Regions from separate parts of the Mus musculus genome. Here region 2 is linked to region 1. The links are chromatin loops, found by intact Hi-C in ENCODE. Cell type or tissue: left cerebral cortex. All regions are shown on one strand. Each heading gives the region's core, and the rest is flanking DNA. Links, peaks and the distances in the headings are about the cores only. Region 1 overlaps Trpm1 (transient receptor potential cation channel, subfamily M, member 1). Region 2 holds the start of Mtmr10 (myotubularin related protein 10).

The links. A loop is a pair of places that touch in the nucleus more often than their neighbours do. Peaks named below come from ENCODE experiments on the same cell type or tissue, not always from the same donor. Only the 100,000 strongest peaks of a DNase experiment are listed, where the experiment ranks them.
Region 2: a loop joins it to region 1, with 4 times the contacts of the local background. A loop is called at or near these places in 13 of 42 quality-filtered maps.

What each region holds. Positions count from the first base shown.
Region 1 is chr7:64,156,418-64,171,459 of GRCm38, forward strand. The region is part of intron 1 of Trpm1 (transient receptor potential cation channel, subfamily M, member 1); the gene reads left to right. Among named protein-coding and RNA genes, the nearest start is that of Trpm1, 10 kb to the left of the region's middle. In left cerebral cortex, for the core only: a CTCF peak has its summit at 8,639 (motif pointing right); a DNase peak (open chromatin) is centred at 8,693.
Region 2 is chr7:64,278,062-64,293,103 of GRCm38, forward strand. Mtmr10 (myotubularin related protein 10) reads left to right here and starts at 9,609. Exons shown (of 16, transcript NM_172742.2): 1 at 9,609-9,780; 2 at 10,278-10,338. The coding sequence starts at 9,721. In left cerebral cortex, for the core only: a CTCF peak has its summit at 9,480; DNase peaks (open chromatin) are centred at 9,476 and 10,230; H3K4me3 peaks cover 1,947 bases; H3K27ac peaks cover 1,149 bases.

The DNA of each region.
Region 1 (15,042 bases), core at 7,696-10,195:
ATGATCATGACACTCCTCAGGCCAAGAATGAGATCACCGAAGGGAGAAGGAAGGATGGTTCTTCCATCTGTTTCTGTTACACTGTGTAGGAGTGTTACTCTGTAGCCCAGGCTGGTCTTGAACTTACAGCAATCCCCCTGCCTCAGTCCCCCCTTCCCCCTCAGGCTTAGATTACAGGGGTGAGCCACTTAATCTGTAAGGGGATAGTGAGAAACAAGTTCCCAAAGTATGCATGTTCCTTTGTTTTTGTAAACACTTGAGATTCCTTTGTCCTTAGGAACTTGGTGCTCTTCCAAGGGTGATCCTGCCTGGCCCTCTGTTGTCAAAGACACTTTTGGCCTTTGGCCTGGCTGGTCAGCTTTTCCTGTTAGGCAGCTCCTCACTTGGCCTTAACACCACCCCCACCCCAAAAAATCCCAATATCCAGCCAAGGGAATTGAATCAGTGACTGAAGGGCAGCTACCTCTATGCAGGAGGCCCAGCCTTCCGCAGCTGTAGGAAAAGCTGCCAGGTGGCCATGTGGAACATGAAAACCCTGTCTACATTTTAATTTGCTAAACGATACAGATAAAATTTGGAATTGAAAATGGAGGTCTTGAACATATTAAATGGTAGCACAGCCTGGTAAACTGTACCTTAGATCCCCTTAGAAAATTCCAGCACAGGTCCTGAAGGACATACACAAAAATGCTTATCTCAGCATTCCACGTTGCTGCAAATAAGAGTGCCCTGGAGCTCACTGGCAAGGGTGTGCTGGGATCCCTGCAGCTCTGAACAATGGACTACTATACAGTACTTAAAATATCAACACAGATAAATTCTGGAACATATGTTATCAAAACAATAAGCTTCTCATAAAATCTCCAAAACACACAAGGAAATTCTAAAAATGACATGTCCTTTTAGGATAGAGGTGGTTAGCTCTGTCTGTAATCTTTCTTTCTTCATGTGCTAGATGCAATCATTTTTCCTTTTCTTGGCCTCTGTGGTGGTTTGAACAGATTTGGCCCCCATAGATTCATGTGTTTGACTGCTTGGCCCACAGGGATTGGCACTACTGCTAGGAGGTGTGGCCTTGTTGGAGGGGCTGTGTCACTGTGAAGGTGGGCTTTGGGGTCTCAGTCCTAAGCTCCACCCAGTGTGGAATTCGAGTCTCTTCCTGGCTGCCTTCAAATCGAGATGAAGATCTTTTGGCTCCTCCAGCACTATGTCTGCCTGAACGCTGCCATGCCTCCTACCGTGATGATAATGGACTGAACCTCCGTAACTGTAAGCTGGCCCCAGTCAAACATTATTGGTAAGACTTGCGTTGGTCATGTAGTCCCTTCACAGCAATGAAACCCTAAAACAGCCTCCTTCCTTTTTTTACACGGCTCACCTGTCTGTCAGCCTTTCTTATGATTTTGAAATCAAAGCGGTGCTTTCACAATTGAGAATTGGTTTCATCCTTCTCGAAGAAGCCCAGGTGCAGCAAGGAGTGCCCTGCCTGCCTCTAATCTCAGAGAAAGAATTCTACAGCGCTGGCTTTTACCAGCAGCTCTCTTGCCTCCTCAGCCCAGAAGCTGCACACAGGGGCCGAGCCAAACTGGCCTGCCCTCTGTATCCCACCACCCTCTGTAGCAGCTGCAGCCGAAGACATATCTCAGATCAAGGGATCAGGAGCTGTGAACTCGGGAACCACTCTGGGGAGCTAGACTTGGTTCTGTGGAGTGCGCTACACTTTTCAGAGAGCATGGCTGTTATCTGGGGGGATCCCAGTAGATTTTCATGTTAAGTCGCCACCCAAAGTCACTGTGAAATGATCAATACCCCCCCCCCAAAGAAAATGTTCAAATTTCAGAACCAACAAACTGAACAGAACATGAGGAGGAGGCAGGTTGTTGAAGAAGCCCAGGGTCCACCTCAGACGCAGTATGTGAGTGAGTCTCTGCTCAGAGGCTCTGAAAGATTCAGGAGAACCCCTGTGGCCCTGATGCAGCAGTCTTCAAAAAGCAGCAAGCTCATTGTGTTGAGGCAAAGAACACGCATGCGTCCTTCTCTAAGCCGTGCTGCCATTTCCTTGGGGGCTGAGGCAGGGGTGGCACTTTAGAGATCAGAATACTTTGGGCTGGCAGAGACTTCTGAAAATCCTCTTTTTCTCCTACCCTACCTTAAAGCCATCAGACATACCTGGCTTCCTCCGGCATAGTCATAGATGGACTGGTACATAAGTTTGGGGCTCTGCAACTGTGCCCCACACTGCTGGCAACCCTGTCCCCAAGAGCCAGAGAGAGTCATAGCCTGGCAGGAGCCTTCCCCAGGCCTCTGGCTCCACCCTGTCTTCCTCCTCCTTTGCCTCTGGGATTCAGAGATGATTGGAGCAATTCCAAGGCAGCGTCTTGCCAGGCCTTCCCAGCCTCTGTGGGGTCTCGCACCTGCTCACATCCCCACAGGTCCCTCCCACGCAGAGCTGAGATGTATGTAGGTCGGATGACTCTAGGTTGCCATAGCACCCCACACATAGCGCGTTCACATCAAGGGTCTGACCACCCCTGTCTGCAGATGTGCTGAGGGTGCTGCTGTGTGATTACAGGAAAGCTACTGAACCTCTCTGGGCCTAACGTCCTCATTAATAAAGTGAGGAAGACATCATTGAAGATGTCTTCAGTTTCCACCCGTGTTAAGCCACTAGACTAACTACTCTTGTAACAAGTGTAGACTGAATGTTTACAACACCGACTCAAAAGCAAAAGCAAAACTAAACACAAAAACTTGTTGTAGTGAGAGAGTTGTTTGTAGCTTGTTCTTTGTTAATTTTTTTTCTGTAAACCCATTGTAGTGTTTGGACAAAGGCTGGCCTTTTATAAATGCACGCCTCCTTTCTCTCACAAGCCTTTGCCAGCATTGTAGTGTGTCCAGCAGTATCCCTGGAACTGGGGTCTAGAATGTCAAGACAGAAAACAGCACCACACCCAGCGGGGGTGGGCTTCCTAGTGCTATCAGCTATGCAGTCAGTAAGTGCTGTGGAGAAGGACAGGGGAGAGACTTTGGGCATCAGGGTAGGGGGTTCACTGAGGCTGACAAAGGAAGCCATGCAGACACCCACAGGAAGAGCAGCAGGCGGCAGGGAACAGTCAGTGCACAGGCTAGGGAGTTTGAGGACACTTGGGGCAGAGGGGAATGGAGGTGTGTGTGAGGGATGCATAAAGGGAGAATCTGTGCCAGGACCCGCTGGCTCTCTGGCCCACAAGGCAGGCTTCATTCGCAGTTGTCTTTGACCTTTGATAGATCATTGACCCAAGAGTAAAGGGTGTATGCAGGGAAAGGCCACCTTGGGATTTAACCTTTGAGCCAGTTGAGGTGGCACCAAGGCTGTCTTTAGAAGCAGTTGGACTTGAGCTGTGAGATTGGTGGCTGTGGGGGGAGGGGCAAGGAGAGGGGGAGGGAAGCTGTGCATCACAGCTGGAGGCAATGCCCCCAGAGCACTGAAGGCTGCAAACAACCCAGCATTAGAAACAGCCTGCCCTGTGTATTTAAGGCCACAGACAAAAACTCCTGTTTGTAGAAGCTGCTGGGAGATTTGCAGTCATGTGGTATCCCAGGCCACCCGTGCCTCCTGCTGCCTTGGGGACACCAGGGAGCTCTGGATGCTCTTCCCACCCCCACCCGGCCACCCATCCAAAGGAAGCAGAGCCCCTCCCTGCCTAAGAAAGGGTTGGCCACACCCCTTCCCATCAGTCTGAAAGTGTATGTATGCACAAGGGATCTGTTGGCAGAGCAACTTGGTCTTGGCTAATACAGAACTAAAGTCAGCTCAATTTTTCAACTTCATTACTGTCCTACTTCAGCCAGTTTGGACTGACACCACCACCACCCCCTCTCTTGTGTATGTGTGTGTGTGTGTGTGTGTGTGTGTGTGAGTGTGTGAGACTGACACATGCATATTACATTTCCCATATATGAGTGCAGGTAGTGTGTGTAAAGTTCAGAGGACAGCCCCAGGTGTTACTCCATGCCTTCCACATGTGACAGACAGGCTACCTGGAGCCCGGAATTGACCCTTCTCCACTTTCCCTCTCTCTGGGTGGAATTCTGTGACTGCAAACACATGTTCCAGTAGCCAGCTTTTTAACTGGGATTTGAACTCAGGTTTCTCCTGTTTGAATGCCGAGAACTCACTGAGCCTCTCGCCAGCCTCATTTTTTGCTTCTTAAAACCGACAAAAATTGTTTTTCTCTTCCATGCCCATGTACATAACATGACACTTTGAGGCACAGGAAGGGCTCTCTCTTTATGCCTTTGAGAGTTCTTCTTTCTCCCAAGAAGCCCATGAAAGCTTTGGTGGTGCAGAGCTGTCTGCTCGAGGGAGGGTGTGTGCTACTGTGTGTGGGAGGTGGCACAGGCATCCAGGAGCTTCGGCAGTGTTTCTAACATAAGATTTGGGGGAGCAGAGTCACTCTTTCCTTGCATTCTCCATGCTGAGACTCCCCTCGACAAAAGGCAGATCAACACGAGTAACTAGAACAGATGTTTAGTGGCGTGACCACCTACTGAATGCACAGGAGAAAACCCAGAGAGAAACGCCCACATGCGCGTCTCCAGGATCCTTCTTCAACCCAGGCTTACACAGAACCCTTGAAATAAAGACAGAAAGGAGGGTGTGGGCAAAGCCTGTGCAAACAGGATAGGGCTTGCCCTGCAAATGTGGCTTGTGGTGTGTGTGTGTGTGTATGTGTGTGTATGTGTGGTGTGTGTGTGTGTGTGTGTGTGTGTGTGTGTGTGTGGTGTGTATGTGGTGTGTGTGTGTGTGTGTCTTGGGGGAGGGGCTTGTTCACATGAATGCAGGTGCCCTTGGAAGCCAGAAAACTGAGTCTCCTGGGACTGGAGTTTGAGAGGGTTGTGAGCCACCCTTCTTGGGTGCTGGGAACGGAACTCAGGTACTCTGGGAGAGCAATGTGTGTTCTTCTCAGCTGAGCCCTTTCTTCTAACCTGACCTATGAAAATCTCTTCTGACACAGAGTCACCCTTGCTTCCTAGTGAGGAGAAGCCACACGAAGCATGGAGAGATTCCATTAGCGATGGGTGTTAACATCTTCGAAGAGGCGCTTCTGCTCCAATCTTTTGTCTATGGTTTTCCCCTTATAATAACAAGGCAGACCTAAGAGTTGGATCTTGGGGTGGCATGTGTTAAAACTCATCGGGGCAATTTTTAATGCTTTTCTATGTTTTGTTTTGATTTGTTTTGTATCCCTTCCTGTGTGTGTGTGTGCACTTGTGCCATAGCAAGTATGTATGTGAAAGTCAGAGATCAGCCCGAGTGCCAGTATTCACTTCCCCAGTGTGTTTGAGGCAGGGTCTTTTGCTGTTTGTTGCTGGATATTGTGTGTCAGGCTAGCTGGCTTTCAAGCCTCTAAAGATTCTCCCGTCTCTACCTCCCATGTTTCTATAGAAGCATCCAGATAACAGACCCATGCCGCCATCATCAGTCTCACTTGGGTTCTTAGAAACCAAACGCAGGTCCTCATGCTTGTGTGACAAGCCCCTCACTCTCTGGGCCATCTCTGCAGCTGCTTCTTCTCTGTGCTTTAGAAGCCACGTGATTTAAGAATGTTAGCAGCCAAAGCTGTTTGGGGGGACATGAAGAACACAGTGAGCATGGCTAGGCTTGCCCTACCCTGCTAGGCCCAACACAGCCTTTCCTGGGCTCAGACTGCTGCAGCATTCCAGCCACATGGGCCTCCAGCTGCTCCTACCAGCTGGCCCGAGGGAGGCCTAAGTACCAGCTGGTCCCTGTCCCTCGAAGCTTCTTCCCAGTCGGCCACTGTCCCACGTAGCTCATTCTTCAGACCACTTGACTCTGAATCAGTCATTCCCATGATCGGTTCCCCTCAGAACTCATATGGGATGTGCTTGCTGTGGATTCCATCCCAGCCTCAGTAGAGGAGAAGCTCCAGAGAGCAGACGGGGCTACTGCTGTCTCAGCTCAGCAAACACACTTTCAAGACTTGCAGGGGGTAGGGAGGTATAGGGCTCGGGCTGCCTGAAGCCCCTCCATGGGTAGGGTTTCTGCTTTGTTCACCCCTGCAGCCTGACTCTGGGCCTGTCTCACTATAGTCTCCAGTTGTCAAAGAGACCACTGGACAGAATTCCTAACCAAATGGTGACATAAATTCTTGCTGTAGGTCATTGGCCCAATGTGAGTAACTGATATTGTTTTCAGGTCCCCTACGAGGAAGGGGACTCTCGAGTTTACCACCTGTGTTTCTCTAGGGCAGTGGTTCTCGACATTCCTAACGCTGCAGCTGTTTAATACAATCCCTCGTGTTGTGGTGACCCCCAAACATTATAAAATCATTGTTATTTCATAACTGTAATTTTGCTACTGTTTTGAATTTGTAACGTAAATATTTTTGGAGACAGAAGTTTGCCAAATTGATTGCAACCCACAGGTTTTGAACCACTGCTATAGGGTCTATTAGATCCTGAGCCTTCTGAAACAAATGTGCTTTTTACTATTAGTTGTCATGGTTACTAGCAAAAGGAGCATTGCTAGCTGGAAGTACCGAGGGGCCCTCCTTTTGTTGGATGCTTCTATAGTCCAATAGTAGGACATTTTGTGTAGTCAGAAGGAGAAATAGACTGTACGTAGCCATATGCAGACTGGAACTGTATATGAAATATACATAGAAATATAGAATAAAGCCCCTGCCATGAGGTCACGTTAGGCTGGACAGTGGTGCATCCTAGGTTAAGTCTGCTTTGAGTGGTCAGCTCACCATGCAGAGTGACATGTGCTATGGCTTCTGGCCTCCAAGGCCTTTTCAATTCTCCATAGCCCTGGTACCTGCTGAATACCTGTTCCTCCAGATTCGGGCTCAGCCTTTTCTACTCTGGCACCTACAGGGACACCCACTTGCCTTGGGCCTACAGAGCCTCCAGCCCATGGGGGAAGGTAGGTTCCCTGCTTTACCAGGCTGCCAGCATGACTGAGCATCAAGCCAGGAGGATGTGCTCTGAGGTCAGCAGAGCCATGCGAAGGGATCATCACATCTGCTTGGGGAGAGGAGATTCCTAAGCAAAGAAGTCTAGGGGCCATTACAGAGAGGGCAGGAGAAAGCACAGGTACCCAGAGTGCTGGGTCCTCGGCTTAACGATCAAGAGTCCCACATCCCCAAGCCATGGGTGCCGAGTGCTGGCTGGGTCCAAGCATAATCTCCTAATGGCCCAGGCAGGCGCACAGCATCTGGTGGGGCCTAATGCCCTGGGAATATCTGCTTTCATGTGATTAAAGGCTGTCGATAAGACTTTGATCCCGGAAAAGCAGGCCCTGCCGATGAACCCAGCTCCCATCACTTTGTGATGCTGGGAGTCAGGAGTCATTTCCGTGAAGAGGTGAGAATGGAGCTCATGGGCAGCTCAGAGAGACAAGGGGAGACGGGGGAGCCAAGCCTGGTGTCGAAGATGTAAAAGCAGCCAGGGACAAAGGGTTCTTACTCCTAGGAACCTAGCTCACTGGCCCCAACTCCACATCCCTGGGGCTTAGATGAAGTCCCTGGAATGATTCCCACTCACCAGTAGCCATGTAGTGAATGCTCTACCAACACATGATCTATAACTGTTTCTCTCTGCTCTAGCTCACCTCATCTTCCTATCCTGGCCAAGCAAACAGCTGTTGGTGCAAAAGGCCAGCTGCCAGGCAGGCACAGGTGCAGGTCCTTTCAACTCTGGGTCCTAAGATGGTGGCCTAGGGCCCAGGCAGCCCTGTGGCTCCAAAAAGGACCTTTATCTAGACCTGCAGGGAAATCATACTAATGTGCCATTAACCTTTATGTTCACAGGTTTGAATGTAAGAATTTAAACAGACTCTTTTTTCTTATTGCTGTCGCCTAAACAGTACAGGATAACATGGTTTGTGTGATAGTTAGGGATAAGGCTGGAGCTCCATGACTTAGTATGTGGGATGACCTGGGTTCAAGACCTAGCACTGCCAAAATACATGTATGTGCATCTTCATCAAATATGTACACAGAGCAAGTAAGCTCTTGTAAATATTCTATGTCATCAAGCTATGTCTTAAAGGATGCACATAGGTTCTGTGCGCACACAACCTCATCTTGTCCAAGGGCCTTGAGCCCTTGCCGATTTTCTAGACCTTGGAGTCCTGTGACCAGTCACCCTTGGGTACTTAAGAATAATTGTATCCCCCAAATACACACTTGCTGAAGATGAGGCCCCATGCCGTGACATGGAGGAGTACGGGCTGGGGTGCCAAACCCACACACACGATAGCAAAGGCTCCAGGAGCCCACAGAGCATGTGGAAAGAGCTCTGTTAGGGTACGTTGTGGGTGCCACAACGCACTGTCCAGAGTTTTCTGAGCCATGGTGAGGTACCAATGTCCCCCAGAGCCACCATAGACCTCTGGAGCTCTCTACAGCAGGCACGGAATGTGTTTTAGCATTATCCTTCTTAATGCCTTTCACTCTCCTATGGCTTTCCACCCCTACTTATAAAACCCCTAGGACTAAATGGGATTGCTTTGTGCAAGTTCAAATTGACATTGTGCAGGTCGGTATTTTGACTGAAAAAAAAAAAAAAAGAGCAGCAATTTGAAAAATAACTTTTATAGAAGCAAACCACAGCTAGGGGTCAGATTGGCTCTGAAGACAGCCAGCTGAGGGCAGCAGAGCGCTGAGCTGGCAGAGTAGGGCTCAGCAGTAAGGAGAGAAAGGTGGGCCATTGAAGGGAGGTGAAGGGTGCCAGGTCTCCTGGCTGGACAGGCTGACCAGCTGGCACAAGCTGGGGTACTGTTGTTGCTAGAAAAACAGCGGCTCAAGGGTTCCTAGCCCTCCTGCCAAGCCTCTATGGCAGGAGACACCCTACACTCAGGAAGTCTCCTGAACTGGCCCAGGGTAGACAGGCCGCTCAGCCAGTCAAGGTTCATGAGTCACTTGCTTGGATACTTGCTTGTGACAGAGGGACTTTGTCAGAGGTTTGGCTGGAATCATCTCCACCCCGCAAGACCTAGAGGAGGCCACCACCTCAACTGCAGGCAAGCCTTTGGCACTTGGTGGACTCCCTTGGGTTTGGCACTGGTGGAATTTTCATCAGAGATCTGCTGTAACATTTGTTGGCTGGACCGCAAAACAATAGGTGTGCTTCCTTGTTTTAATTTTTTTTTTCAAAAATTTTAAGACAGCAGTAGAATATGGAACTGGATTCAGGGCCACTCCAAGTACAGAACCCTATAGGACAGCATACTTCAGCTGCCCATCTGATGATACCATTGGCCTGATTTAAGCCCAGAGCCTGCTTGGGTTTTGAGTAATGCATAGGTGGTGTCTTAGGGTCTTGATTGCTGTGAAAAAGCACTATGGCCAAAGCAACTTGGGGAGGAAAGGGTTGATTTTGCTTACACTTCCACATCACTGTTCATCTTTGAAAGCACTCAAGGCAGGAACTTGGCGGCAAGGGCCGATACAGAGGCCATAGAGGAGTGCTGCCTACTGGCTGGTTCTCCATCACTTAAGCAACCATGCCAGGGTGATCCCACCTACTGTGGGCTGGGCCCACACACATCAATCACTAATTAAGAAAATGCCCTACAGGCTCGCATTAGCCAGATCACATGGAGGCATTTTCTCAATTGGGGCTCCCTCCTCTCAGATGACTCTTGCTTGACATAAAACTAGCCAGCATAGCTGGCTTCATGGTTCTCAGATAGAGAACTCAGTTCTTCTTCCCCCCATTGAGGAATGAGATGGATTCCTGGCACATACCCCACCAGCTGTTGAGGCCACCTGGTAGCAAAAGCTCCCTTTAACATTTAAACCACTTTAGCTTGTATCCCAGGAGGCCCAGACGCCTGATAACTGTGCTTTCTAATCCCACAACCGCTACTTGTTCTGAGAACCACTGGTGCACATGACTTCTCCTGGGGAGCCTATTTCAGTTTCCACAGAAAGAGGCAGCAACAACAGGCCAGAGTAATAATTCCAGCTAATCTCAGCCTGGTAAACCGCTGAATTTCTTGGGGTCACTTGCAGAAGCACAGGTGAGTCAGACAACTTTAAAAAGAAATGCCTGCCCAACATAGGTGAGGGCTCACAAAGGTGCACCCCTAAAGTCCTTGCATGACTTGCAGGCAACAGCCCTAAAGAGTCTCCTAGCCATCAGAAACTGTCCACTGCTGTTGTAACTTCACTGAGGGCCTCAGAGATAGGGCTTTTTGTGAGTTTGGTGTGCATCCCAGCACACCAGAGAGATGCATTTCAGTCAAAAGGAAGAAGCTACACATCGCCCTCCACTCCCTCTCTCGGACGTGGTCGAGAGGCTCCACCTCACTAGCCCACCCCTTTTGTGGCAACCCCCTGCCTGCCAACAGGCAGTTGTAGGAGGTCTAGTTGTGTAGGCTCAGGAATAACAGCAAACTAAAGCTGTCCTGAGATGCCCTCAGCTGCCTGTCTGTCCTCAGCTGTCACAGAGCTCTGCCTGCTGTCATTTCCTCTGCACACCCCACCCCAAGTCCTTTCTCTTGCAGAACTGTTGGCCTTCATTCAGAATTTCCTTGTCTGAATCTTGCCTTCCCCAGAAATTCAGGCCTTTAAGATGATTTCTACAGAGAGGTACCAGCTCAGTGGGAGAGCACTTGTCCTAGTTCTGATTCCTAGCACACACACACACACACACAGGGTGGGGAGGGGGGGGGGAGAGGGAGAGAGAACTGCAGCCAGGTAGGTGGCAGTTGCACAAGGCGATCCTCATGTGACAGACTCAGAAATGCACATGTAATGACTTCCACAGAGGACTGTGAACTACACTCTGCAGTGTACCCTTTGAGATTTTCAAGAAACTGCCCAGAAACCCAAGGAAACAGGAAAATGCTGGGACTCAACTTGGGGCATTCACATACCTTTGGAGAAATGCAGATATTCGCACCCTTCCCACCAGCCTCTGCAGCTGTGAAGGTGACGAGGACACATTTGTAAAGCATGAAGAAACCCAAAACATCTCCTTAATACAGTGTACACACACATGCCTGGTGGCGGCTCATGCCTTTAATCCCAGCACTTGGGAGGTAGAAGCAGGTGGATTTCTGAGTTCGAGACCAGCCTGGTCTACAGAGTGAGTTCTAGGACAGCCAGGGCTACACAGAGAAACCCTGTCTCAAAAAACCAAAATAATAATAAATAATAGTAATAGTAATAGTAATAGTAATAGTAATTAATAATGATATTGTGTACACGCATGAAAAAATCTTAAAACACCTTGGCTAATTGAATCTTTTCTCTTAATTTTGTCAGAATAATGAACTTTTTATATTTTTAAAGACACAATTACATCACTTTTCAACCCTGCCCACTTGTTTCCATTCAAATTCATGGCCTCTTTTTCTTCATTACTCTTACATATACATATATATGCAAACTCTATACATGCTGCCTGTTCAGTCAGTTTGCTTTGCTTGTATGTACATGACTTCAGGGCTAACCAGTTGGCACTTAGTAACTAATTACTAGGCTCATCCCCGAGGAAGACGCTTTCTTCTCAGCGTTCCCTAGATGCCTGTAGTTCTCTGTGTAGGGAGGGGTGATTTCCTCCTTCCATAGTATCAAGAGCATAGTAGCATAAAGGCATGAACTTTAAAAAAAAAATAAAGATCAATTTACTGTAAAGAATTTGCACATAAAAACGCCGTGCAGGGAGGTCAGCATAGCTGTCTAAATGAGCACTTGTCTAGACCCAAAGTCTGTATGTTTCAGTGAACATCTACACCCTTAGATCAGCCATTCTGAAGCCGGAGAGCGGAGAGCTTCTCTTTGGAGTTAAGGCTTTCCCCATGGACTGCATTTTTATGCACCTACCATGAAGACACGAAGCATCCATGCCAGAGTTAAAACTGGAAAGACAAGTGGCCTCGGACGCTTCGTCACAGCTCATTGTCCTCCTGAGTTCCGGTCTTCCTCACAGCCTAATGTCACCCTCCCTTGTTCTTGATTCTGTATGTTATACTACATCCACACGCACATTTGTTTACTGAAATACACATCTACAGCACAGATGAGGGTCAACATATGAGGGAGAACACATCTGGGTTTTTTTTTTCTTCTGAGACTGAGGACCTTATTTAATATATATTCTATTTCCATCCATTTTTTAAAGAAATTTTGCATTTTATTTCTCTATAGAGATAAGTAGTATTGCATATGATATATATATACCAGATTTTTAATATATCTCATTATATTGTATTGTATTATATTGTTTTATATTATATTATTCTTTTGCCTTATGGTCTTTACCTAGATCAGTGGTTCTCAACCTATGAGTTGAGACCCACTTGGGGTTCAAACAATCCTTTCACAGAGGTCACATAACAGATATACTGCATATGATTCATAGCAGTAGCAAATTTATAGTTATGAAATAACAACAAAAATATTGTCATGGTTGGGGGTCACTACACCATGAGGAATGGCATTAAAGGGCTGCAGGATTAGGAAGGTTTGGAGCCACTGTTCCTTTTGGTTTCAAGTTTTCTGTAGCCTTGTATATAAGCAGACTGATTATAAATGACATATGATAATTTGGGCCTTTTTTAAAAAAGAAGTACAACATTTTAATCATTTATGTAAAGCAATTATAGTATTACATGCAATATAATTTTGACTCACTTATGTAAATCTGCCATCTTATGACATCTTAGGTCTTATGTTTGATCTACTTCTGTGTTTCTGTCTCTTTTTTTAGATTGGTTATATGTTTTTTATTGTTTTTTCTCTCTATTGGAAGGCGTGTATACATATGTGTGGAGATATACATATACATATACATATACATATACATATACATATACATATACATATACATACACATACACATACACATACACATACACATACACATACACATACACACACATATATATATATATATATATATATATATATATATATATGTATTAATTACATCTTATTGTTACCTGGGATTCCAGCTAGATAACTTAATTTGAGTATTAACTACCTAGGCACATCTCAAGATCCCAATCCCTGTAGCTCCCTCAGCAGACCTCAGGTCCTCAACCTGCTCTAACCCCTTCAGTGGCTCAGTAAATAAAGGAGATTGCCAGAAGCCTGCAACTAAGTCCAATTTTTGGAATTCATGTAAAGGTAGAAAGAGAGAGCCAACTCCATAGACTCTGTCTCTATGTCCACTCACACATACTAATGACTTTAAACTAAATCTTCTGTGCCCCAGCTGACCTACGCATCCTTGCCTCTACCTCCCAGAACCCACACAGTAGGGATGGACTCATACTGTATGTGGCCCTCTCAGGCTGGCTTCTTTCACTATGTGATTTGCATTTAAAGTCATTGGTATCTGTGCCTTGTCCTTACTTAGTAATGGCAATACTCTCTTGTGTAACACCTAATATTCACCTTTTGAATGATACCTTGTTTGTTTCTGCTTTTTGGCAATGTTGAACAAAGTCGTCATCAACATTTCTAAGCAGGTTTTTGTGGTTTGAATATATTCTATGTTCATCCATTTGTTAATTCATATTTATTAGTATTTTAGAAATTTTGCATTTTATGATGGTTTGAAAATGCTTGGCCCAGGGAGTGGCACTATTAGGAGGGGTGGCCTTGTTGGGGTAGTATGGCCCTGTTGGAGGAAGTGTGTCACTGTGCGGATGGGCTTGGAGACCCTCCTTCTAGCTGCCTGGAAGCCAGACATCTCCTGTCTTCCTTTGGATGAAGATGTAGAACTCTTAGCTCCTCCAGCCCCACATTTGCCATGCTTGATGATAAAGGACTGAATCTCTGAACCTGTAAGCCAGCCCCAATGAAATGTTGTCCTTTATAAGAGTTGCCTTGGTTATGATGTCTGTTTACAGCAGTAAAATCCTAACTCATAAATTTTATTTGTTTGGGCTTTTGAGACAGGGCTAGCCTGGAACATGTTTATGTAGACCAGGTTGGCTTCTAACTTTTGGCAATCTTCCTATCTCTGTCTACAGAGCCCTAGATTCACAGTCATGTGCTATTATGTCTAGCTTCATATTTAAGTTGTGGATTCATTCAGCCCCTGGGGCACATGACAAGACAGTGTTTAGCTCATAGGATGCTGCTTGCCTGCCCTTCAAAGAGACATTTAAGAGCAGCACCGAGTAGCATTTGTCGATCTGCATCCTCGATGTGGTCTGTAGTGGTCACTTTTTGCATTTTAGCTATTCCTATAGAAGTTTCATTGTGTGTCATTGCTGTTTGAAACCCCTGCTGATCCTGATGCATGATGCTGAGCATCTCCAAGGGACTGCTTCCCATTCCTGCATCTTTTTTTTTTTTTTTTTTTTTTTTTTTTTGAGACAAGGTTTCTCTGTGTAGCCCTGGCTGTCCTGGAACTCAGTCTGTAGGCCAGGCTGGCTTTGAACTCAGAAATCCAGCTGTCTCTGCCTCCCAAGTGCTGGAATTAAAGGTGTGTGCCACCATTGCCCAGCGGTGTCTAGATCTTTACACTATTTAGAGATGGTTGTATGGGGCCAATGTGATGACTGTGTGGGCAAAGGTGCTTGCTGCTGACACTTACGACCTGAATTTGATTCCTGGGGTCCATATGGAGAGAATGCCCTCCTGAGAATTGTCTCCTGGCCTCCATAGACACACTATGGCATCTGTGTGCCTCTTGCCCAACAGAATATTTTTGTAGATATCAAGTCATCTATGAGTTTATGAATATTTGGATCAAATTCCTTTTCATTTGATGTTTTCTTCCAGTCTCTGTTTTCCTTTCATTCTCTTAATAATACCTTTTAGAATGTAAGTTTTCCATTAAAATTTTTTAAAGATTTATTTTATTTTATTTTATTTTATGCATATGAGGGCTTGTTTGTCAGTATATTTGAACACCTCATGTACATGAGGAGGGGTTTGGATCTCCTGGAACTGGAGTCACAGAAGGTTATGAACCATTGTCTGGGTGCTGGGAATTGAGTCTTTTGCAAGAGTAATGAGTGCTTTTAACCAACGAGCCATCTCTCCAGCCCCCAAATTTTATTTTAAT
Region 2 (15,042 bases), core at 8,405-10,904, 120 kb after region 1:
GCATCCGACCTTGTGTTGTATACGCACAGTTGTGCAACCATCTCTCCTACCGTCTGCTCTCAAATCTAAAGTGTGTTCTTGCCCTAATAATAAACGTAATTAACTTCGCTTCACCCTGACTCATCCTGGAATGTCTTTTCGTGGTTTAGATACAGTCTTCGCTTTACTCAAGTGTAGGTCCCTAAGTGGGTCAGGGGGAGCTTCTCAGGCTGTTGGCAGCAATGCTGCACCTCATTTCCCAAGGCTCCCAGCAGGGTTCAGGGTTTGAAACTACTGGCAAGATAGTGTTGCCCCGCTCATCTTGACACCCCCCTGCCCCCGCCATTTGTACTTGGTTTTTGTTACCTCAGCAGGTGTTGATGCTTCCTTCATCCATAGGAGATCAAACATGATAATATGGGTTGGCAAGATGGTTCAGTGGTTAAGGGCACTTGGCACCAAACCTGACACCTGAGTTTGATCCCAGAGACTGAGACAGTGGAAGAAGTGAACTGACTTCCACATATGTATTCCCTCAAGTTAACTAATTAATTTAAAAATATTGTAACATCCCAATTTCATTACTCTTTTGGTTTCTCTGTTGAATGGTTCATGAAGAGGTGATTGCCTTGATCCACTGGCTATGTGCACAGCAAGATGGCTCAGCCTGTGACTCAGAACTGAGTGATTGGTCCCTTGTATGTACAAGGCCCTTGCAAAGTGACTGCTGGTCTCATTTTTTTAAAAAAAGCATTCATGATCCGATGGGCTTATACACACATGTGGTAGAGTTCACCCATCATATTTATTATCTTCTCAAAATTTCTTTCTTTCTTTCACAGTTTAAATATGCTAACTTATTTTCTTCTGGCATAGAATGTGGCCACCAAAAATTGTGATAACAATCTGACTTCTTTCACACCAAACTCATTGCTTTGCTTGTCTAGTTACAAAAATATTCTTCTTATTTTTCTTTCTTAAGAGTCTGAGTGTTTGAGAAGAATGTGTTCCAGTACTGATAAGTCCAGGTTAGTGTTCTCAGTGAAATCTGTTCTTTCAATTTGTGGCTTCAAACACATATTTTAGTGTCAATGAAGTTATTCTTTTCAAGCAAGAATAATTTTAATTATTTTAGCCTACATGCAAAGCAATGTGTTTCATTGTGACATTTCCATACATACATGTCATTACATTTCACTCCTTTTTTGTCTGGACTGATTCATTCCAACCCCCTTCCCCTTCTCACTTATCCCCAAATATTCTCCCCGTCTATTTTTATGTCCTGTATATCCTATTGTCCCACTTAATTCCTCTCCCCTCCTTTCGATTTCCCTCTCCCCTCTCATACTCCCTTCTTACTTTCATGTCAATATGTACATATATGAGAAAAGATACTTGTCATTTGTCCGGTTTATTTTGCTGAACACAGTGGTCTTCAGTTCTCTACATTTCTACAATGCTGTAATTTTATTCTTTACAACTGAATAATATTTCAGTGTTTATGTATATACCACTTTCTTTATCCATCCATTGGTTGGTAGATATGTATGCTGGACACATATCATGGGTGTAATGAACAAAGCATGCAAACATCTCTGTGGGGACTGACTTAAGGGTATTATAGCTGAATCATATGATAGTTCTATTTTTTGTATTTTGAGGAACAACCCCACTGGTTTCCATAGCGGCGGCACTGGTTTACACTCACACCAGAAGTTAAGAAGTGTTCCTCTTTCTGTACATCCTCTTTGGCATTTGTTGCTATTTGTTTTCTTGGAGACAGACATACTGATTGGGGTGAGACAAAGGCCCCAAGTGGTTTTGAATTGCATTTTCCTGCTAGCCAAGGACATAGAACACTTTTCTTTATTCTCTCTCTTTTTCTTTAGAACGTTTTTCAAGCATGTACTAATCATTTGTATCTTGTCCTTTAAGAAGTGTCTGTTCATGAAAAGATTGTTCATTACTTAAGAGAATTTATTGCTTTTCCAGAGAGCCAGAGGTCTGGTCCTACCACCTACATGACCGCTGATGACTATCCAGTTCCAGAGGATGCAATGTCCTCTTCTGGCCTCTGTGGGCACCAGGCACACATGTGGTACACAGAAATATGTGCAAGCAAAACACATAGACACATACATTTTAATTGCAAAAAAATTAAAAGAAGTGTCTGTTCAGTTGATTAGTCAGTTTGATGATTTAGGGAGTATGGACTATTTGTATTTCTTTCTAGATCCTAGATTCTAGATTCTAGGTCAGTATAGTTGGCAAAACATCCTCTTATTTGTTAAGCAGCCTTCTTATGGTGTTTGCTGTCTTTTTTTTTTCTGTGCAAAAGGTCTTTTAATTTTGAAATTGCATTTATTCATTTATTCATATATGTGGAAGAAATGAGTGTTTGTGTACCATGATCCATGTGTAAAGGACAGAGGTCAAGTTGTCCATCCATCATATGGCACCTTGGGACTGAACTCAGGTCATTCGGTTTGGTGGTGCACATCTCCTTTACTTACTGAGGCGCCTCACCAGCTCTGTGCAGAAGTTTTAAGTTTCAAGAAATTCTACTTGCCCAGAGTTATTTTGTGAGCAACTGGAGAACTTTTCCAAAAGTCCTCTCTTAGTATAAAGCTATTTTCTTTTTCTAGTTTTAACTCTGTTGATAGTGATGGATGTGTGAATTCAACTTCTTGTGTATGCAAGAACCATTTGCATTCCCAAAAAACCTAACATGTATGCTATGTCTTTGATGTAGTCATTGTGAAAGTTGGGCTTTTTAAAATTTCCACTGATCATCAGAAATCAATAGAAATGAGACATGACAAGTCATTGAGTATACCTGTTGTACTGACCCACCTGGAAAAAGTGAATTTAAAAAAAGTGTTTCAGTGGAGGGATTTTATAAGCTGATTTTATCATTCAGAACTATACTAAATCATTTTATAAGAGGGTTATTTAATAAGTAAACTGTATTGCAATAGAGAAAATAAAGCACAGTTTTAATGAAAAACAAACAAACAAACAAACAAACAAAAACAGGTCAAACCAGGTTTGGTGGTGCACACTGTTAATCCCAGCACTGGGGAGGCAGAAGCAGGCAAGCCCCTTTGGGTTCAAGTTCTAGGCTGCTACACAGTGAGACTGTATCTCAAAACAAACAAAGCAAAAAGGAAAAGGCAGCCCTTTCATGAAGTGTTTTATGTTTTCTTCTAGCAGTTTCAGGGCTTCGGATCTTAAATTCTTTGATGTTTGAATCGGGTTTTGTGCAGGGGGAGAGAAAGGAATTTAGTACTTTTTTTTTTTTTTTCAAATGAAGATATCCCTGTTCCCGGTATAATCTGTTGAAGAGGCTCTCTCCAGTTCCTAATTGTCTTATTTTCTTTTTATTGTCGCTGTGATAGAATACATGTTTTGAGGCATTCATCAGAGAAGACTGGTCAGACATGGGTTTAAGCCAATAGAAGATCTTTATTAACTAGCCAGTGACTACACTGAGTGTTCAGGATCTTAGTGGAGCAGGGAGCATTTTTCAGGGTGAGCTTTTAAGCACACACACACACACACACAGTCCTGGGGTGACATACTTCAGTTAACAGGAACAGTTAGTCAGAAGAGAAGCTACAAAAGCTAAAAAGCAAGATTGCACTTATTTTGAGACTTTCCCAGAGTCATGTGGGCTTTGAGGGGTTCGGCCTTTGTTTTAGTTTTGGCAGGTAGGTGGTGGTGTGTCTACAGGGTGAGTTTTGCATGGGGTCAGCTGTGCTAAGGTCTGGGGCTCTGTTACATATTTTTTCCTTCTTTTAAGTCTCCTCTTTCATTGGGTCGCATGGAGTCTGCTTCTAGCCTGCCATCTCACCTGGAAGAAGGATGTCTTTTGAACTATAGTTGGTAGTATTTGTGTTGTTTCCTTAACCTATACCCTTCAAACATTCCTCTTCTTCAAGGATAATACACAGTCTTCATACTGGATCTTTTTTATCTGTGTTAAACACCTGCCACTTCATTCTTATGCTGGTTGGATTTTGTCTTTTTTGTTTGTCAACTTTACACAAACCAGGATCATCTGGGAAGAGAAATCTCAATTGAGACAATACTTCATCTTTGGGCAAGTCTGTGGCATTTTCTTGCTTAATGATTTATGTAGGGGGCCTAGGCTACTGTGGAGTGTGCCAGTCTTGGATAGGTGGTCCTGGGTTATATAAGAAAGCAATGTGAGCAAGCCAGGAGCAAGAGAGTGAGCAGCATTCCTTCATGGTCTCTGCTTCCATTCCTAATTCTAGATTCCTTCCTTGGCTTTATCAATGATGAACTACAACCTGTAACTTAAACAAACAAACAAACAAACGACGACAAAAAAACAAAACCTTTTCCTCCCAAAGTTGCTTTTGGTCATGGTATCTTTACTACTACTACTACTACTACTACTACTACTACTACTACTACTACTACTACTATTTTTTTATGTATGTGAGTACACTGTTGCTCTCTTCAGACACACCAGAAGAGGGCATTGGATCCCATTTCAGATAGCTGTGAGCCACCACGTACTTGCTGGGAATTGAACTGAGGACCTCTGGGAAAGCATTCAGTGCTCTCAATCGCTGCGCCATCTCTCCAGCCCAGGCCATGGTGTCTTTATTACAACAATAGAAAGCAAACTAGGGCAGAGTCTTCTTTCTTGTTTGGGGGAAGATTTTAAAAGACATTTGTGTTCAAAGCTGAATGGGATGTTTTATGGGAGCTTGGAAGGTCAGAATGTTGAGAGACATGTGGACAATGAAGACCTGGCTTGTGACATTTCAAAGGGAAGTTGGAGACCTCATTGGGGCTGTTCCTGTGACAATTTTTAGTTAAGAGTCTGGGTTCTGGTCAGCTAAGGCTAAAGAGTCAGCTGTGGTTAACAAGGGACCATCTCCGTTGAAGTAAAAACTTGGTTTTTCGAGATTAATGGATGCTGGTTAGCTGGAGCTGAGAAATCTAATGTTACTAAAGATTGACCCGAATTATTAAGATGAAATCTGGAAGTATTTCCTCGGGGTTAACACAGCAACTGTGGTCTGTGGTGGTCAAGGCTGCATCTCATGCTAGTAGCTAATCATGGTAACAGTCTTCCATATGGTTCTGGGTTTGCTGTCATGGAAGCTGCAAGATTGACAGGAAGTCTGAAGATCATTAGTGAATCCCCGAGGACAGATATGGAGTTGCACAATTTGATTTACCTTGCTAGATGTTGATTTTTGCCTTCATGATCGTTGTACCCTCGTTCTCCCACTTGTAATAAGAAAGTGTTTAACTTTTATTTTATTTTACAGAAACTCGAAGTTGAGAGACTTTGGACTTAGAGATGTTGAGTATTTTAAAGAGACTGAACTTTTAAAATGTTTGAAATGTTCTAAATAGTATGGGATTTTTAAAGTTATATTTTATATTAACCCAAGATTTTGGGGATAAAGAAGAAGAAAAGGTTATGGTTTAATGGTGACAGGTTTGTGTCAAATTGACAAGGAGTCAACTGTGCTTGTGAATTTCTTGTCAACTTGATATAAGCTAAAAAAAAAATGTGTCTATCAGATTGGCCTGTCTACAAGTCTGAGGATTTTCTTGGTTGTTGATTCATGTGGACGGCCCACTGCATTTTGCTTTTTATGTGGGTCCTAGGGATCAAGCTCAGATGCTCATCCTTATGCAGCAAGTACTTACGGACTGAGCCATCTCCCCAGCCTTCTCATTGCATTGCGTTTTGTTGATGTTGTTGTTTGGGTTTTTTGTTTGTTTGTTTGTTTTATTTCAAACCTCGACTCATACTTTCCTGAGACTGTTCTCATGTGAAATGTGCTGTCTTACACTTTTGATCTGGTGTGAGACACTTTTCCAACACATTGTGTTCTAATTGTTCTGTGTTCTCAGCTGACCTTGTCTTGCCTTCCTTCTTGTCTACTCCAGGATGCTTCATCCTCAGCAGTTGTCCTCAGAGTGGACCCTTTTCTGCAAGAGAAGGCTCCATACACTGTTTTCCCAAAGGTCCTTCAGTCCCTGTACTCAGTCCTTCCCTCCGCCAACACACACCTTATAAGGAGCCTCCTCAACCCGACTGGCTGGATCTTCCCGTAAACACCCTGGGCTACTCTGGAGTTCTCTGGATGCCTCACTGATTCCTGACACTGATACCACAAGCACTTCAGGGCGATGAACTTGTTAGCGTCTTATGCTCTATCTTGGGAAGCCCGAGGACATCATTTCCCTTAGATATGTTGCTGAGGCTTCTCTTGGGTGGTTCTGGGGATTTTCTGTTTGTTTCCTCTGCTTTACTGTGTTGTTGTTTTATCTGTTTTATGAGGACTAAAGAACTGTTGTGGCTTGTCATCTTTGCTGAATTATCCTCTCATACACTTTAAAATGCTTACATATTTTCTTGAAAAGCATATACCCAGCCAAAGGCATCATTTTGCAGCCATCAAGTACCGCCGGTTCTAGCCGTGTCTCTTACTTGTATGTACACTGTTACCACAGCCCTAGCTTCTTGCCCATGCAGGGCCACCCCAGTAGTGGCTGTTTTTAAAATACTCAGTCAGGTCACTGTCACTTCTCAGCTCAGTTTCCAATTTTCAAGATCTAGAACCTGGGCTGTTGTTTCCCTCTGACCTCCTCTCCATTGGTTTAGGCTGCTTCAGGCATCCTGGCCTCAGGGGATTCATGCTGCTGACCTTGAGTTTCACCTTTACTCCGTTTAGTCTTTGCTCAGATGCCATCAATGCAGTAAGGCCGTCCTTGATTTAACCTAAATCTTTATTGATAAATACAATTACTCCTCTCCCTCCATTCCTAACTTCCTTTACAGTACCTTTAAACTATGTTACACGTTTTATATGTATATGTACATGTACACACACACATATATATATATACATACATACATATATATTTTTTCTTTCTTTCTACTCATTTCAGTAGAATGCCATGAACCTAAAGAACATTGGACTCTTATGAGTCCTGATTCAGGCCCATCACAAAGCTGGCACTCAATAAAAATCTGTTAACTGATTGAATGAGTGACCAAATAAAACATAAAGTATCTAGCACCCATTAGGTATTCAAGAAAAAAAATATATTCTCTCTTTCTCTGTCTGTCTGTCTGTCTCTCCCTCTCTCTTCTGTCAATGAAAAAAAAAACTGATCTCTCTAGGGAATGCCAGTGTTCTCTAATATAGAAAAATCAACAATGGGAACAGATGTATAATTAGACAAGCAGCTTAAAACTTTAACACAAAAGCCCAAAGCTGGGGATGGTCTAATACACCAAACACAGTAGTGAAGATGAGACTCTAAGAAGGGCCTGCAAAGCCTATCAACAGACTGACTTCTGTCACTCCAAACTCCCAAACACACACTCTGAAACACTGACCCCTAATGAGAACATACTCAGAGACAGGGCCTTAAGACAAAAAAGTCAGGGTGTTAATCAGATAGGCTCAATGTTCTAAGAAGAAAGTCCCCCCTTGTGAGAACATAACAAGGAGGAAGCCATTGGCTAAAGATACTGGGAGCCCTGGTGGGAAACATCTTTGAAGCTGAGTCTGGTAGAGCCTACCATCTACTTGTAGGCTCAAGTTCAAGGCCAGCAACTCAGTAAAACCCTGTCAATAAAGGAGTTGGGGGTTACAGTTCAGTAATAAGTCACCTGCTAAGTACTTGGGGAGCCTGGAGTTCCGTTCAGTTGCTAGCACAGCAAGAAAAAGGGAAGGGAAACTCAAAATCCATCTTTACAGAGCCTTGCTCTTGTGCTTCTCTGACTCCACCACTGAGATAATACATTTTTGTTGTCTAGACTAGGGTGCCTGGAGCAGCCTAATGCAGTCAGAAAGGAATCAGTAGCAGTAGGTCAGACAGTAACCCAAGTGCCTAAGTGGACTAGTACAACTAGATATGCAGAATATGGTATTTTAAAATTATCCAGAAAGATAACAAATCTGGAGTTCCCCCATTTTTCAGTTTTTTTTGCTGACATGCATAAAAGATGCAGATTCTAAGAAAATATGGACAACACCCCCTCCCCCCAAAAGAGCACAAGTGTTTGAAGACTTTTAGGGAATACATCCATTTAAGGTAGAAAAGTAACAGAATCGTCATAAAAGTTAAATATGTACCAGTGTTTTTTCATGAGTAGTTCAACTGAATTTACATGTCAAAATACAGTCAAGTGTTATAAACAGATAAGCTAGAAAGATTCAGGGCTCTGACTCCAGGACAAGCTGAAGAACACACAGTATTAGTGATGTCAGTGCACTTGTCTGCATGATGACTGTGATTTCTGGGGCTCACGTCAGTTTCCCTCTGACATTCATGATAAAATGTTGAGTTTGGACCACTATTTTTCAAAGTATAGGGGCATGGAATACCACTGGCCCCCTCCCACCAAAGTCTACTTCAGTTCAGAGGCACAACAAATCTAGACATACCCTATGCTGTGCTGAAGTTGGACAGCCCTTTGCAGCTAAGTGGCAGATTCTCATTTCCACAACCTACTGTATGAATGAAGGGAAAAGGGAAAGAAAAGAAAGGACATGACTACTCTTTGGTATGGTGGAGGAGAAAGTTTTTTGTAGATAAAAGGGAGATCATAGCCAGAGGCAGAGAAATCTGGGAGAGTTCAGAGTAGACTTGACCATGAGCCATGTGAGGAGAGCAGGGCAGGAAGGGGGAGAGGAGAGAGAGGAAGAAGGTGTAGCAGCCAAGAGGGCAAAAGGTGAAAGAGATCAGTCATTAAATAACCAAAATGACTGGATTTTATAGAGAAGAGCCTCTGGGGAAGGGCAGCCCAGTCCCTGGGTTGGAGAGTCCCTGGGTAGAGGGTTGGGTATGCTAACCATAACAGGTCCCATAAAAGCTAGGGACTAAGGGATGCTGAGAGAACCTGGAAGCCAGGTATGCTATATGTTAAACAGGCACCTGACCTATTAGTCCCAGGGTTTGAAATTTAACAGTGTTTGGTTCCCACCAGCGATGGGGTCTTCTCTCCCTGGAATTCTGTTAACTTACCTGTTGAATAGCATCTTTATAAATGAGGATGGAAAGGGGCGTGGGGAGACAACTTGCTTAATATCCCTTTTCACTTAAAGTTTAACGAGAAGAATAAAATCAGAAAACTAAACTGGGGGTTCTGGTTTGCCAGCCAGTATCATCTGTCCCAGGCACTCAGCACAAGCCAAGCCTCAGAACCTCAAGGAAACCAGTGGTTAAATCAATTGGTAGCAAGAGGTGAAAGAAAAGTCTTCCCTCCTTTAATATAGCAGCCATCGCAGATGCCGGAGGACTCGGGTCCTGGAACAGCAGCTACCGTGCACACTGACCACCACAGGCCATTGCAGCTTCGCGAAGCCGGCATGACCCTCGTGAGTCGCAGTAGGCCTGTGAAATCCTCCGTGACCCCTGCGGGCCTCCGTAGAAGCGCGCTCTCAAGATGGCCTCTCGGGTCCCCGTGGCGCCCCACTCCAGCGTCGCGCTCCGTGACAGTACCGCCTAGAGACTGAAAGCTTTGACTGCAGCTCCGCGCGAGTCGCTTCCGGGGATGGGCGTGGCTCCACCAGGCTCCGCCTATTTCGGGCGGGCGCTCGGCCTGGTCCGTCCCCGCCCGTCAGTCCGCCCGGCGGGGCGGGCCGCAGACCCGGCCTGGGCAGCTGCACCGGGAACGCTGAACCGGGAGACTTCTGACCGGCCATAGGGCCGGGGCGCACAGGCGGCGGCACCATGTTCTCTCTCAAGCCGCCCAGACCCAGCTTCAGGTCCTACCTCCTGCCGCCGGCCCAGGTAAGCGCTCGCGACCCGGCGGGGGGCTCGGGACCCAGACGAGTCGCCGGCAAGCGCGCCTCCCGGGAGCCACGGGCGCAGTAGAAACTTGTAGCGCTCCGCGGCGGCGGCCATTCTCTGGCCGAAGTCCTGCGGTCCCTAGTCCTGCCGTGTGACGAGATCGTAGAACCGTCCGGAGCTGCATTTCTTTCCTTCCTTCGGGGCTGGGCACCGACCCTGCGGTGACTGCCAGATGGTTGCAGCGCTGTGGACACCTCGCAGAGCTTACCTGTCTCATAGCTGTGAATTCTTGAAAGCGGCTTGGGCTGTTGTAAATATGTTTATTGTGAGGCTCTCAAGTCGACGAGAAGATCTTAAAACGATCTCTATTTGGACCTGAAAGAGTTTTTAGTAGGGGATATATGTCTGTTGCATGTGTCATCACTTAGAAAATCTGCCTTAGTATCTTGTGACAGGGCGGTGTTTGGATTTTGCTTTATTTTGTTCCTGTATTTCAGACTGACGATAAGATCAGTTCCGAACCGAAGATTAAAAAGCTGGAGCCGGTCCTTTTGCCAGGTAAATTTCAGAATTTGAATGTGCCTTGGACTGAGATTGTACGGAATGGTATTGTGTAGTTCTCTTTCCCTTTCCATTATTTTTAACTTTCTCCAGAGAGTTGGCTAGACATAATTGATGTTTGTCTCGGAAAGTTTAAAGTACAATAGAAGACTTTCAAGAGAATAACTACCTCATTTCTTTTCTGTCTCCTGAAAGGGTAGTTTTGAAAGATGAATCTAATTGCTTGGGTAGTGAAAGTTCTTATGCTTTCCATATGTGTTACCACCTAATGAAATCATGATTAATAATCCAATCATTTTAATGTGTTTTGATAGTATGAAAAGCATGTCTGTGTTCTAAGATAATGACAAAGCTTAGCAGACATTGACTGACTCTGTAATTGGCTTTTGAAGTTGTCAGCTGTCTGCAAGTTTGCTTCTTTCAGTTTAGAACTTTGTTTCCCAGTAGAGACACTATTGACCTTTCAGGCTGGGCAATTCTTGTGAGAAGCTGTCCTGAGCTGACAGCCATCCCTACCTCTTTGGCCTCTTATCAGTTCCATGATAGTGGTGCCCCCATCTTCTGCTAACTGCTAACATCCTCAGTACAACCAGAATGTCTCCAGGCATCCCCGTGTGTGTGTGTGTGTGTGTGTGTGTGTGTGTGTGTGTGCTCGAGCCTCTTGGAAATCATTTGTTAAGAACAAATTTATCTTAGATGGAGACCTTACAAATAGAAGTAGGGATTCATAGAAAACAGTTTTACAATGTAGAAAAACTATTATTTGATTACTATTTTTGAATTGTGTAGCAATTACACAATAATTAAAGAAAAATCGGTGTTTTAATAAGATTATTGGGGCAAATAACCAGACATTTAGGAAGGCCTATCTATCTTAAGCTTAAATTATGATCAAATACCAGTTTTGTATGTCAGAAAAAAAAAGTCTCAAATTCATCCCTTTAATAAGAGAGTTACGACTTCACAAGTGTGGGAACTTGAAGTGTAGTAGAGATGAACAGTTAAAGCGTCAGCCTTTGGTTCCGTATGGCAGATGCCAACTCTTAAAAGTTCTTGTAGACTACTAGAGTTATATTTTTTCTGGCTTTTGTTAGTGTCTTCTCCTCAGTGTTTACTGATGAACCCTTTCTGCTGGTCCTGAGAGTGAGCTGAAGCAGTACTGAGCAACCCTTGCCCCCGTGCATGCTCCGTGTTGGTATTCGCCACCGTAGGCACAGCAGAGACAGCCAGGGGAGCAGTATGCGTGTTGACCAAGTGTCTGGAAGCTGTTGAACTTTGCCTTCGCTTTGAACTGGTTTTTAGACAGCCAGGTCTCCCCTCAGCAATTCTGTGCTCTGACACTAAAAAACAATGTAGTCCTAACTATAAATACTCAAGTTTTGTTTTTTTTTTAATTAGCTTTTAAACTTAAGCTATGCTTAGGAAAAATGTGATTATGAATATGGTTGAAGAATTTTCTTAATGAAGAATTAGTCTTTGAAATTACTACTAATACTACTACTATTACTACTACTACTACCATTTCTGGGGAAGATTTTAACCCCGGTTCCTGACTGTGAGTAGTATACTTTTCGTAGAAATAGCAGTGTCTTTTGTTCAATGCCCATTAAAAAACTTGCTGACCTGAATGATAACCCTGATTGATGTCCAGTTTTTCTTTGCTCCCTGTTTATCTACAGAAGACTGGGCTGCTCCTGAACTGTAAAGCCTTGCCCCTTGCCTAGCCTCTGCTGTTCTTACCGTCTTGTCCCCACTTTCCCAATGCTCTTTGAGGTTGCGCTTTGGCTGAGCCTCCCATTCTGGTCTCCCTTTCCTGCCTTAACTCTAATGTCAAATCTGCAATTCCTGCTAAAACCCCAGTGGTATTTCTTCGGCCTACAACGTGGTACTCTGCATGTGTAATCTGGAAAACGAATAGAAAGTATTGTGATCTAAGCCTGGGCTAGGGTGATGAGGCTTGCAGCTCGTGGTAGAGTATGTGCTTACCATGCTTGGCGTGCGCAAGACACTGGGTTTGCTCCCCACCACCACAAAAATGACAGTGAGCAAACTATAAAGACCTAAGCTAGAAGAGCACTTTTGACTGAGGGCGTGGCTAATACAGTTCTGCCCTTCATTGCCACTGGGGGCAAGAGAAAATCCTCTCAAGTCTCCTGTGGCTTTCTTTACCCAGGTACAAAGAACAAGAAGTAATTGTTCCGTGATATAGTAGCATACACTGCGTTTTGGCTTACTGCCTTGGGTCCAAGGATATCCTACTACGGTTGCCCGAAGTTTGAACTTTTAATTCAATAAGCAGATGAAAATTAGAACACAAAATCAATTGTTTACTTGTGGGCCTTGATCATGTGCTCCGTTGGGCCTCAATGCCAAGTTTAAAATGGTCCCCATCATTTATTAAGTAAAGAAAATTGAAGAAAATGATGAGTAATTGAATTCAGATTCTGGTTTATATTAGTAATTCTCAACTTTCCTGATTCATGAAGCTCTTTGAGATGAGGATTGTATCAAATATAGCTTTGTGAACCTGTTACCTTAACACAGTGCCTGAAATGTGACACTATGCTATCACTGAGTGAATGACTGGACAGTAGGACCCCACCCTGCTCAAACTGTTACCTTAGGTGTGCCTGCATGCAGAAACCAACTCCTGGATTTAGGAACAAGAGAAACACTGCTATTTCATGCTAGACATCTCCTGAGAATTACATCTGAACCTGTAATTGGAGTAAAGTACTGTGTCAGCTTAGTTACCATCTGAGCCGGCATTCTCTTTGTCATTAGCTCATTATATGAATCCTGTTCTCTTATTGTATAGATGTCAGTCATCCCATGCTTTTAGAAAGTACAGAGTATTACAGTCAAGTCTGTAACTCTGTATGTTATTTGTGTATGGGAACATATGAGCACTATCCAGGTTTTGTGTAGAAGGGAGAGTTTCCTGAAGTATAGTGAATCTGGAGGTTGTGGTCTGATAACCGGTTCCCAGATTCCAGGCAGGGCCTGAGTGATGTTTAGGGTAATTATCTATCTATCTATCTATCTATCTATCTATCTGATTGGTTGAAATCATATTGTCTATCGTGGTGTCAGACCCTTGGGGGCTGGCACTCCAGGCCATTGTGCTCTCAGTCTCAAGTGGTGTTTTCGCTAGGCTATGGTCAAAAGAAAAGTTAGGAATATAGAGCTTTTTTTCATCAGTTTGAAGTAATTTGATTTAAAAATTGCACTGAGATTACCTCCTAACTTCTTTGACATACAAAGTTAGGAACTCTGTTTTGCCCCCGAAATTGTTTTTAGGCATAGACATGGTTTGGAATGTAAACTGGAAACTGTAGGATGAGATTATTGTCAGTACGGTTTAGTGAGCACCGTGTAGAGATGACTAGTTACTTTGTCTGTATAGGTGTCCTCCCACCATCTTTCAAAACACATCTCCTTTTGACAAATTGTTCTAACCCAACTCTACGCAGCCATAATTCGGTCCTCACAGTACAGCTCTGCTCCCACACAGGCATATGTCCAGGTTCACACAAGGAAGGTGTTTGGCAGTGCTGCCTGTATTGTAGTTCCAGAAAATCCATGCCAACGAAGGAAGAACACCGAGGGGCTAGCATGACAGTGCGCAGGCAGAAAATCCATGCCAACGAAGGAAGACACCGAGGGGCTAGCATGACAGTGCGCAGGCCTTTGGGCTTTGCTGCCCTTGATATCCAGCTAACACAGAGCCACAGAATGTCCTCCTTGCTAACCTTGCTCCAGGCATGCTTCTGATACCTGAGCTTGAATCCTTGGCTGATAAACCTTATAGGTCAATCCTCACAACAGCTCTGTCAGGCAAGGTACTAGTTTGTCTTCAGTTGACAGGTGAGAGAATTCCTAGCAAGAATTAAGGAAGCTGCCCAGTGTTGCATAACCTGCAAAGGCAGAGATTCTCCTGTGCCTGCCTCCCACACTGTGTGTGCTGTTAGCCACTAAGCAGCACGGCCCACCTCGCTCCATTGGTGACTTTCACAGTCAGGTTTTTGCTTTGGAACTGTGGAGGGCAGCCTGAAAGCCAGTCAAGAGAAGATTCTTTTCAAGATTCTGACTTGAAAAGAGCTCTGCTTTCCTCACGACAGTGACAGATTTTGACCCAGCTTGAAGAAGAACTTTCAATGTCAGCTGCCAGAAAGAAAGTGGAATGTCTTCAGAGGTAGTGATTTCCTGTTGCTGGCCTTGCTGAGGAGTGGCTGGTAGAGTGCCACTGGCTAGCTTTGTGTTTGGGATGTAAGATTGCAGTGATAGGGCTCCATGACCTTTGCCCTCCTGCCTCCCTGAGGTGGGATCTTTTGAAGCATCCTGGAGGTGGGAGGAAGAAGATTGAAATGCAGTGACTAACTATAATGGATTTCTTTGTTCAGCAGGTGTGGAATGTATGCGAGTGTTGCTTGGCAGAGGGTTTTGGTTTGTTTTTGTTTTGGGAAGGTGGTGGGGCAGATAGAGTCTGCCCTTACACAATGTCTGATCTTTGGGGAAAGTGCCGCAGTGGATACCAAAGCTCGTGAGGGCCCAGGGTAGTCACCTAAGTCAGACCTGGGGCTCACTATGGACTGGCAGCAAGCTTTCCCAGGGAATGTTTGTGATCTGAACTTTGAGTGTCAGCTAAGCCCAGGCCACTGCTCTGAAAGGCCTGCGTCGGCTCAGCTCATTCTTCTCTTT